Regions from separate parts of the Homo sapiens genome. Here region 1 is linked to region 2. Evidence: read pairs that join two places in POLR2A ChIA-PET (ENCODE). Cell type or tissue: PC-9. All regions are shown on one strand.

Region 1 (4,000 bases), 77 kb before region 2:
GTTCCCCCTATTAGGCCTGCCTTGTGAGATGGGAGCCAAAAATGAAGGATCAGGTTGAATAACTAGTAACAGAAATGTAACCACATATTTATAAGAACTTCATTATTTTTTAAAAAGCAAATCCTGGCCAGGCACAATGGCTCATGCCTGTAATCCCAACATTTTGGGAAGCCAAGGTGAAAGGATTGCTTGAGACCAGGAGTTCAAGACCAGCCCAGGCAACACAGGGAGGCCTGTCTGTAAGAAAAAATTATTTTTATTAAAAAAAAAATACAAAACCTCTGTTTATCTGGAGGGAGGGCAGGCACTCACCCCAACCTTTTACAGCTAGAGAAATTGAGGCACAGAGAGTTGCCCAAAGTTTCTCAGTATCAGCAAAGCCCAGATCTACCAACTTTCAACCAGTGTTCTCTCCATCAAACATTGGCTTTAATAAGAGAAGGTACCACTGACATCCCCAATTTATGGAGTGGCATCTCCCATCCATCCAATAGAAACATGAAACCCATTCTAACATAGAACATCTGATGTCTCTAGGACAGCCTTGTTGCCCCTCCATATTAGCAGTTGGCTAAGGGCTGCCTGTTCTGCTCCCTGGATCCAGCCTCCTGGAATGAGACTAGAAGAAACTGAGGTGGCATAGGGCATTGCTGATCTGATAATGTGGGAGTGGGGAGAATTACTCACCATGACCACCTTCCAGAGCAGGAGCAGGACCTTCTTTATGGGGAAGTGAGGAGCCAGGCCACTGCAGAACTTGGTAACCATGGAGAAGAGTAAAAGGGCAAAAGGCTCCTCATTATGCATGGAGAAGCCTAGGGGTGAGGAGAGAGGGGAGTGAGAAAGTGAGGATGAGGCAGCTAAAACCTTTTTCATGTAACCCTGATTCTGGACACACACAGGAAGGCACTCACCTCCCCTGAAGAATACCAGAGTACTTGGTCCTGAGAAGGAGGCTTAGCCCCCAGAAGGAAGCCCCTCAAGGGCAGGAAGGGACGCCATGGAATTAAAATGGCATAGGCCCCAGAGCTTAGGGTGACGCTTTGGGGTTGGATGCCAAACTAGAAGTAACAATAATGAAGACATTGCTTTCTGGCTAAAGGACTCAATGTCATTCACTTTTCCACATCAATAAATATATTTTTAAAATCCCATAGTCCTTCATATCCTATCCCTGTCAGATGACAACACCAACTTACATTTGAACAGAACTCAGTTTTCAAGGTGATTCAACTCATTTTTTCATGTGGGACTCGTGATAGAGTGGGAGAGGAATGGCTATCCCCACTTATAACCAAGGAAACCAAGGCATAGAGAAGTTACATGGCTGGTCTTAGCTCATAGATACAGGGCGGCAATCAAGCCCAGCCCTTGTGCCTGCCATGCAGTATCTGTGTCCTAAAAGAAAGGACATTAATTTTAAAAAAGAAAACAAAAGAAAAAACGACTGTCTGCCTCTCCTAGGCAGATGCTCTGCTTCCCCTCTCCCATTAGCACCCCATCCACACCTTCCTCAAGTGCCATTTCTTACTTAATTCAGTGCGGAAGGTCTCCCGGGCTGTTCTCCACCCACAGGGGTCTGTCTCTCGCTCCAGGCGAATATTTTCCACCATTAGGTACATAACACTCAGCAGCACCCTGGGGTTACAGAAGAGTCACAAGAGGTTCCCAAGGCAATTCCCAGCCCATAGTCACAGACCTCAGAGATGGTCTCTGTGGGAAGCCCAACCCAGTGAGATTAGCTACAGGGCAACTTCCTAATGGTCTGAGTCATCTGGGATTTGGGGAAAAGGTAACCCAGGTGCTAATCATCTGCCCTGTTCCAAGCCCATAGTTAGCCCCACTCACCTGAGCTCTGTGCTATCAGCTATGGAGACAGCTGGTTTCCGAAGGGCACTGCTACAGGCCTGGCTGTTGCTGCCAGGGGAGGAGAAAAAGAACAGGAATGCATAAGACTTCTTTTCTCTCTGTGCTCTTACTTATCACTCACACAAATATGAGTGCTTGCCATTCCCTGGCTAGGCAGCCACTAATGAAACTGGTCTAGAGTAAAGGAGCTGACAGAATTCCCCTGCCACCTCAGCAAACTCTCATCTATGGTGAAGACAAGGCAAGGGCAGGATCTGTGGTATCCACTCCTCTTGCATTCCCCACTATGCTTAGAACTGTGCTGGACATAAAACAGATGCTAAGAAACACCTGATGAATAATAAGCAGATTGCACCCTATCTCAAACTCCTGGGTGATGGGCATGAGACAAAACAAGGGGTCACTGTAGTGGTAGCAGCAAATAAGGCCACCTCTAGAACTATAGCCCATGAGGGAAAGAATTGGGCACAATGACAGGAATTGATTTCCTGTCTTTCTTGGGTCATGCATTCAAAATAGTTTCCCTCTTGAATTCCAGAGTTAGGCTGAGCTAAGAAAGTCCTTGAATAAAAAGAGAACCCACTCAGGATAGGCCCCTGAAGCCCAGGATTAAAGCTGTAAGTGAGGCAGAAGCTGCAGATGTATCCAACCTCAGGGAGGGAGAACAGAATATCAGAGAACATGGCTGGATGGAGGGGAACTGTCAATGAGCTTTGGGCTGAGGTGTGAGTAGACCCAGTTCCTCACAGGGGGTCTCTATAGTGAGGGAAGCAGCATAGAACATGAGGCCCCTTTAAGGAATGGGGGTTATGTAGGCCAGCCCTTCCCCTAAGGCTTCTCACTCAATTTCCATGTGGAGTAGCTCCAGGAAGGTGGAGAAGGTCCCCATCTGATACAGCAGGAAGCAGTTGTACCTGGACCAGTGTAGCACATCGACCTCTGAATCACATTCCCCAAAAGTACCTAAAGGACCAGACAGTTGTTACAGGGGTTGAGGGGTGGCAGTATCCCAGTTCTTTCCACCCTGCCCCATGATCTTAAGATTTTCCTATAATACTCTGCCTAATAATTAGGCTGACATAGGTATGACAGGGGCCCCAAGAACTTCCTGGAATGAGTCAGGGGAGAGGAGAGGTAGTCTCCAGGGTTAGGTCCAATGTGCTCATCAATGGCCTATCGTCTTAAGGGTGAGTTCTCCCAGAAGCAGATCCTGAGGTAAGTAAGGATTCCAGTGCAAGTAGCTTATTTGGGAATCATTCCCAGGAATCATCAGTAGAGATAGGGAAGAAAAGGAAGCCCAAAGAGTTCACTCAGGGGATAATTTGGAAACAGTATAAAACACACAACTCACAGTTATTCTATCCAAGAGGGGTGAGACAGTCAGGCTATCCATCCACTAACTCCTGTTAGTCATTGGATGAGGGTGCTAAACTAAAGGAGCACACTGATTCCCTACACTTCCTGGATGCCCTGTATGGGCTGCAGAGAAGGCCCTTGAGCAGAAGCTGAGCATGGTGGCACATGCCTATAATCCTAGCTACTTAGGAGGCTGGAGCAGGAGGATAGCTCGAGCCTATGAGTTCAAGACCAGCCAGGGAAACACAGTGAGACTTTCTTTTAAAAAACTTAGATAAATAAAGTCCTTGGGCAAACATATGAAGGTACTGGCAGTTGGAAGTTGGCCAGAGCACCAGACCCAAGAGATACAGGAGGGCACAGTCCTATTTGCTAGTCTTCTCTTCACCTAATGTCCACCCTTTCCCCTCTTCATTTATTATTTTTTTATTTTACAATTTTTTTTTTAGCTCCCAACTGGTTGGTTCTGTTAACACGCCTTATATTTATGATCGTAGGCTTATTTTCACTCCAGCTAGGCTATCTCATTTCCCTTTCCAACACCTGGCTAACAGGTTTCTTCTGAGCAGCTTTCCCCAATTACTCTATTTAGTTCTGATCATCTCCAAATTACTCACAGCATCCACTCCCGCAGTTATGTTGGCTTGAACTTTCAAAATGCCAATGAGAAACAATGCAAGGGGTCCATGTGTATCTGTGACACTCTCCTATTTCTCCTCAGTTTTGGGGCCAGGCCACAGTTGATGTCTTGTCTCCATGATCAGCTGGTGGTACA
Region 2 (4,000 bases):
TTTAGTAGAGACAGCATTTCACCATGTTGGCCAGGCTGGTCTCGAACTCCTGACCTCAAGTGATTCACCCACCTTGGCCTCCCAAAGTGCTGGGATTATAGGCATGAGCCAGTGTGCCTGGCTACTCTTTGACTATATGCTTTTTACAATAAAATTGTGACACCCCACTCCCCACAAATAGAGAATGGGATATTCTGGTTAAATTTTTAGAAAATTGAGTCATATTCAGAAATATTTTATACAGTTTCACTGAAAAGTAAAACTGGAAAGAATATTTCAGATTATCATATTTGTAAGCTCCATATATCTAGATGAGAAAATTGCAAGGTACAAGAAAGAATATTTGAGATTATCATATTTGTAAGCTCCACATATCTAGATGAGAAAATTGCAAGGTACAGGAAGGCAAAATCACTTGCATTCAGGTTTCAAGAATCTCAGGAAATGGTAATGATTTAATAATTTTTAAAAAGCCTTTTCATTAAGAATGAACATTCTGAAATTGCATTTAAATTCTGGCTATGCCACTCATTAGCTGTGTAATGTTGCTCAAGATGCTTTAGTGAGTCTCATTTTTCCATAAATACAACAGAGATAAAAGTACTTACCTCACAGGTTTTAGAGAGGGTTCAATGAGACAATGTGTGTAAATTGAAACATAGCAGGAAATTCAATAAATCTACTCCCTACCCAACCCCTACGGTTCAATGCTCTCGTAACTCTTGCAGGTAGCCACTCTAATTTGTTAAAGCTTTTTAAAATATATTAGTTAGCTTTCCAGTACTAGTAAGTAAATTTATTTTTTTTTTTTTAGATGGAGTCTCACTCTGTAGCCAGGCTGGAGTGCAGTGGCTTGATCTCGGCTCACTGCAACCTCCACCTCCTGGGTTCAAGCAATTCTCCTGCCTCAGCCTCCCAAGTAGCTGGGAGTACAGGTGTGTGCCACCATGCCCAGCTAATTTTTGTATTTTTAGTAGAGACGGGGTTTCACCATGTTGGCCAGGACGGTCTCAATCTCTTGACCTTGTGATCCACCTGCCTTGGCCTCCCAAAGTGCTGGGATTACAGGCGTGAGCCACCACGCCTGGCTAGTAAGTAAATATTAATTTATTTTTAAATATTTGATATTATAAAATACCTAAAAGCAGTAAGATTGATCATTAACTATAATAGATGTAGAAGGAGCAGATTAATTGAATGAATATGTATAAGCCTCATATCATACTCTGGACATTGCATTTTGGATGATTATTTGATAATGATTTTCTTACAATTTTATCTTTCTCCTATTGTTGGAGGTTCCAGCTGATACTTTATAATACTCTACAAATCAAAGGTCACTTGTAAGCTATACTTGTTTGGGGAAAAAAAGCTCATACAATTTATTGAACTAATAACTTTTTTGTTTTCTCTGTTTGTATAATTGCCTATTCTGGATCCAAGGTGGCATAGAGGAAGGTCTAATGAAAATGATCAAAGGTCTGACAAGTGACTCTACCTTTAATGATAAAAAGATGGTTCCTTGATGGGCAGAACATACAGTACACCAGAATGAAAGCAGGAACTGACGGCTCCACTTCCTGCAGTTAGAGGTAACTAATGAGTCACTTGAGTATTGCGACAAGGGACCAATGCCAAATTGAAATAGCTTCACATTGCCTTTTAGGGGGATTCATAGCATTTTCATAGCTATAACAACAAATAAAGCCTACAGAGTGCTTTAGGGCTTGCAAATTGTTTTCAGCAATAGGAAAACTCATCGGATAAGAAGTTCTTCATGAACTAAAAAAAATGACAAAGATGATTATTTTGCTCAACTAGCAATTTATTCCAAAAAGATAAAGTGCCCTTTCTATGTACTCCCATAGGACGTACATGAACTTTCATGTATTGCATTTCTCCTAGCACAGCACTTACCACAATGAATGTAACTATCTGTCTACTTACCGGTATTCTCTATAAACTATAGGCTCATAAAGGGAGAAGCTGTGATTCTTATTCACCCTTATATCTGCAGGCACAAATCCTAGGCACTCAATCAAGTGCTGAATCAATATATCTGAAGTAGCCTATTCTATCTTCACTGTCTATACTTGTTTGAATACTCACTAAATATGGCAAACATAAACCAAGTCTAAAGTTAAAATGATTTTTAAGGGCAAAAAGAGCTGGGAAGAAGAGGGAAGGTGGAAAGCTGGGGAGGTGGACAGCAGTCAGGATGCAAACTCTGGCTTCCGTTTCACCAACCTTGTTCAAAACAGTCACATGTCTTTATTCTTTTTTAGAAGCCCATCCAGGAAAAGGAATAATAATGGAACTTTTCCAGTGTCCCCTTTAAAGAAGAATAGATAAACCGTGTTTCAGATGCTCAACACAACCCCAACACAACCACACACCTGCGTACATGTACATGTGGGTGCATATGCACACACACCATGTACACACACCACTAGAGGGGGCCAGTCACTCTTATACTCTAGATTGTAGGCTCAAGGTGAATAAACCATATAGCTATCTAGCTGCATTATCATCTCAAACCAGTTTATCTGAGCTGAGCTGTCTTCTCTATAGTGTTTTCTATTTACAGCAATCCCTCCTTCCTGGGACAAGTTCATGCTATCTTTTAATACTAAAGAAGACTAGGTTGTACAAGGCTTTCTCCACTTAGAACATAGGGTTCTAAAACCTTGCTTACTGGTTAGACACCGAATTCAAGTTTCTTTAAGACAGAAAAATATTAGAGTGAGATTAACCACTTAAATATAAGTTATGCAATTTTCCGCAAGAAACGAGTATCTTTCTCTGACGACCAGAACATGAGTTAAGTGGCTCCCTGGTGTTTACCTCCTCTTAATAATTAAACACCAATATACAGTCCATTTTGTAATGGATTGGTTTTGTAATCTGCCCACCCCAATTGTGGTACCTTAGTAGATTCTACCCCTAACTTTCCTACCTTGTCTGGAACCAGGGTCTTTTAAGGTAATCCTCCTTTTCCATTTGAGAGAGAACTGCCTAATTCCAACAGGCATTAAGGCAAGGGAGGGAAAGAGACTGTTAAAAGAGGGGTAGCTCACCTTATGCCAGAGGGAGGGATGAAAGCAGGAAAGGAGGGGAAAAAGAGTATAAGCAGTCGGCCTTTTACAATAATGGCTATAGCAGCGGCAAGACTGGTAAATAAGAGCTTAGCCTCACCTGGGCCTTAATCCCAGAGTTGCCATTAACAATGTATTTCTTCTTGCTGCCCAGCATAGTGACATTACCAGCCCCACTGCCACCTCTGTGGTCCAGGGACCCTTGTGATCAGGCCTTTAAACTTTCCTCATCAGCAATTCTGTTGGCTCTGGTTCCAGCCAGCTTTTTGGGCTGGGGAGTGGGGGACTACTCTTCCTTGGAATCCCTGAAGCAGCTCCAACAACCCCTTCAGCAGTACAGCCCCAATTTAATAAGGCATTTCTGTTAGTGGCTCAACAGCCATTCCTAATTCTAGTGGCTGTTTTGCTTTTACTTGTTTTTTTCCTAAACACCTAATTACATGGATCCTCTGACCTCTAAACCTTGCAAGTCCCTTGACAAGGCCCAACTTGCATGCGCATAACAATAGCTTATTTATATAACCACTGCACTTTTTTGCTCGCTATAATTAACTTGCTAATTAGGTTCCTTTTCAACCTTACCTCCTCCTTTTCCATGTCAGATGATTTTAGTTAACCTAGTCTCATTAGAAAAAAATTAACCACAGAGCCACTTAAACAATGAGAGACTTCATTAAAGGAGTAAGAAAAAAAAATTAATGGTGCCAAGTACTCAGGCAGGCCCTACCCTACACTCTGTGTCCTTGGATTAGCCAGACTGGGGACACTGATTTCAGCTCTGTCACCAAGGAAATCAATTTTCTCAGTTCACTGCTTTCCTCTGAATTGTGCATCTTTTATACAGGTTTTGACATTTGGTTTCTAGTCCCAGCTCAAGATTGTTGCTGATTTGGCACAGAGTGACC

Evidence for each region. ChIA-PET counts read pairs that join two places held together with the same protein. Peaks named below come from ENCODE experiments on the same cell type or tissue, not always from the same donor. Only the 100,000 strongest peaks of a DNase experiment are listed, where the experiment ranks them.
Region 1: POLR2A ChIA-PET joins it to region 2 with 7 read pairs; 6 of 35 experiments call an interaction of 5 or more read pairs at or near these places.

The regions. Positions count from the first base shown.
Region 1 is chr7:129,452,059-129,456,058 of GRCh38, reverse strand. STRIP2 (striatin interacting protein 2) reads right to left here. Exons shown (of 21, transcript NM_020704.3): 5 at 2,712-2,832; 6 at 1,849-1,917; 7 at 1,532-1,638; 8 at 688-815. Among named protein-coding and RNA genes, the nearest start is that of STRIP2, 20 kb to the right of the region's middle. In PC-9, no CTCF peak of the experiment used is centred here; DNase peaks (open chromatin) are centred at 1,728 and 2,998; H3K4me3 peaks cover 470 bases; H3K27ac peaks cover 3,643 bases.
Region 2 is chr7:129,375,122-129,379,121 of GRCh38, reverse strand. All of the region lies in intron 1 of AHCYL2 (adenosylhomocysteinase like 2), which reads right to left. It overlaps LOC107986847 (a long non-coding RNA gene), which reads left to right and starts at 1,444. Exons shown (of 3, transcript XR_007060518.1): 1 at 1,444-1,592. RefSeq lists enhancers at 2,748-3,307, 3,308-3,868. In PC-9, a CTCF peak has its summit at 2,407 (motif pointing right); a DNase peak (open chromatin) is centred at 1,591; H3K27ac peaks cover 745 bases.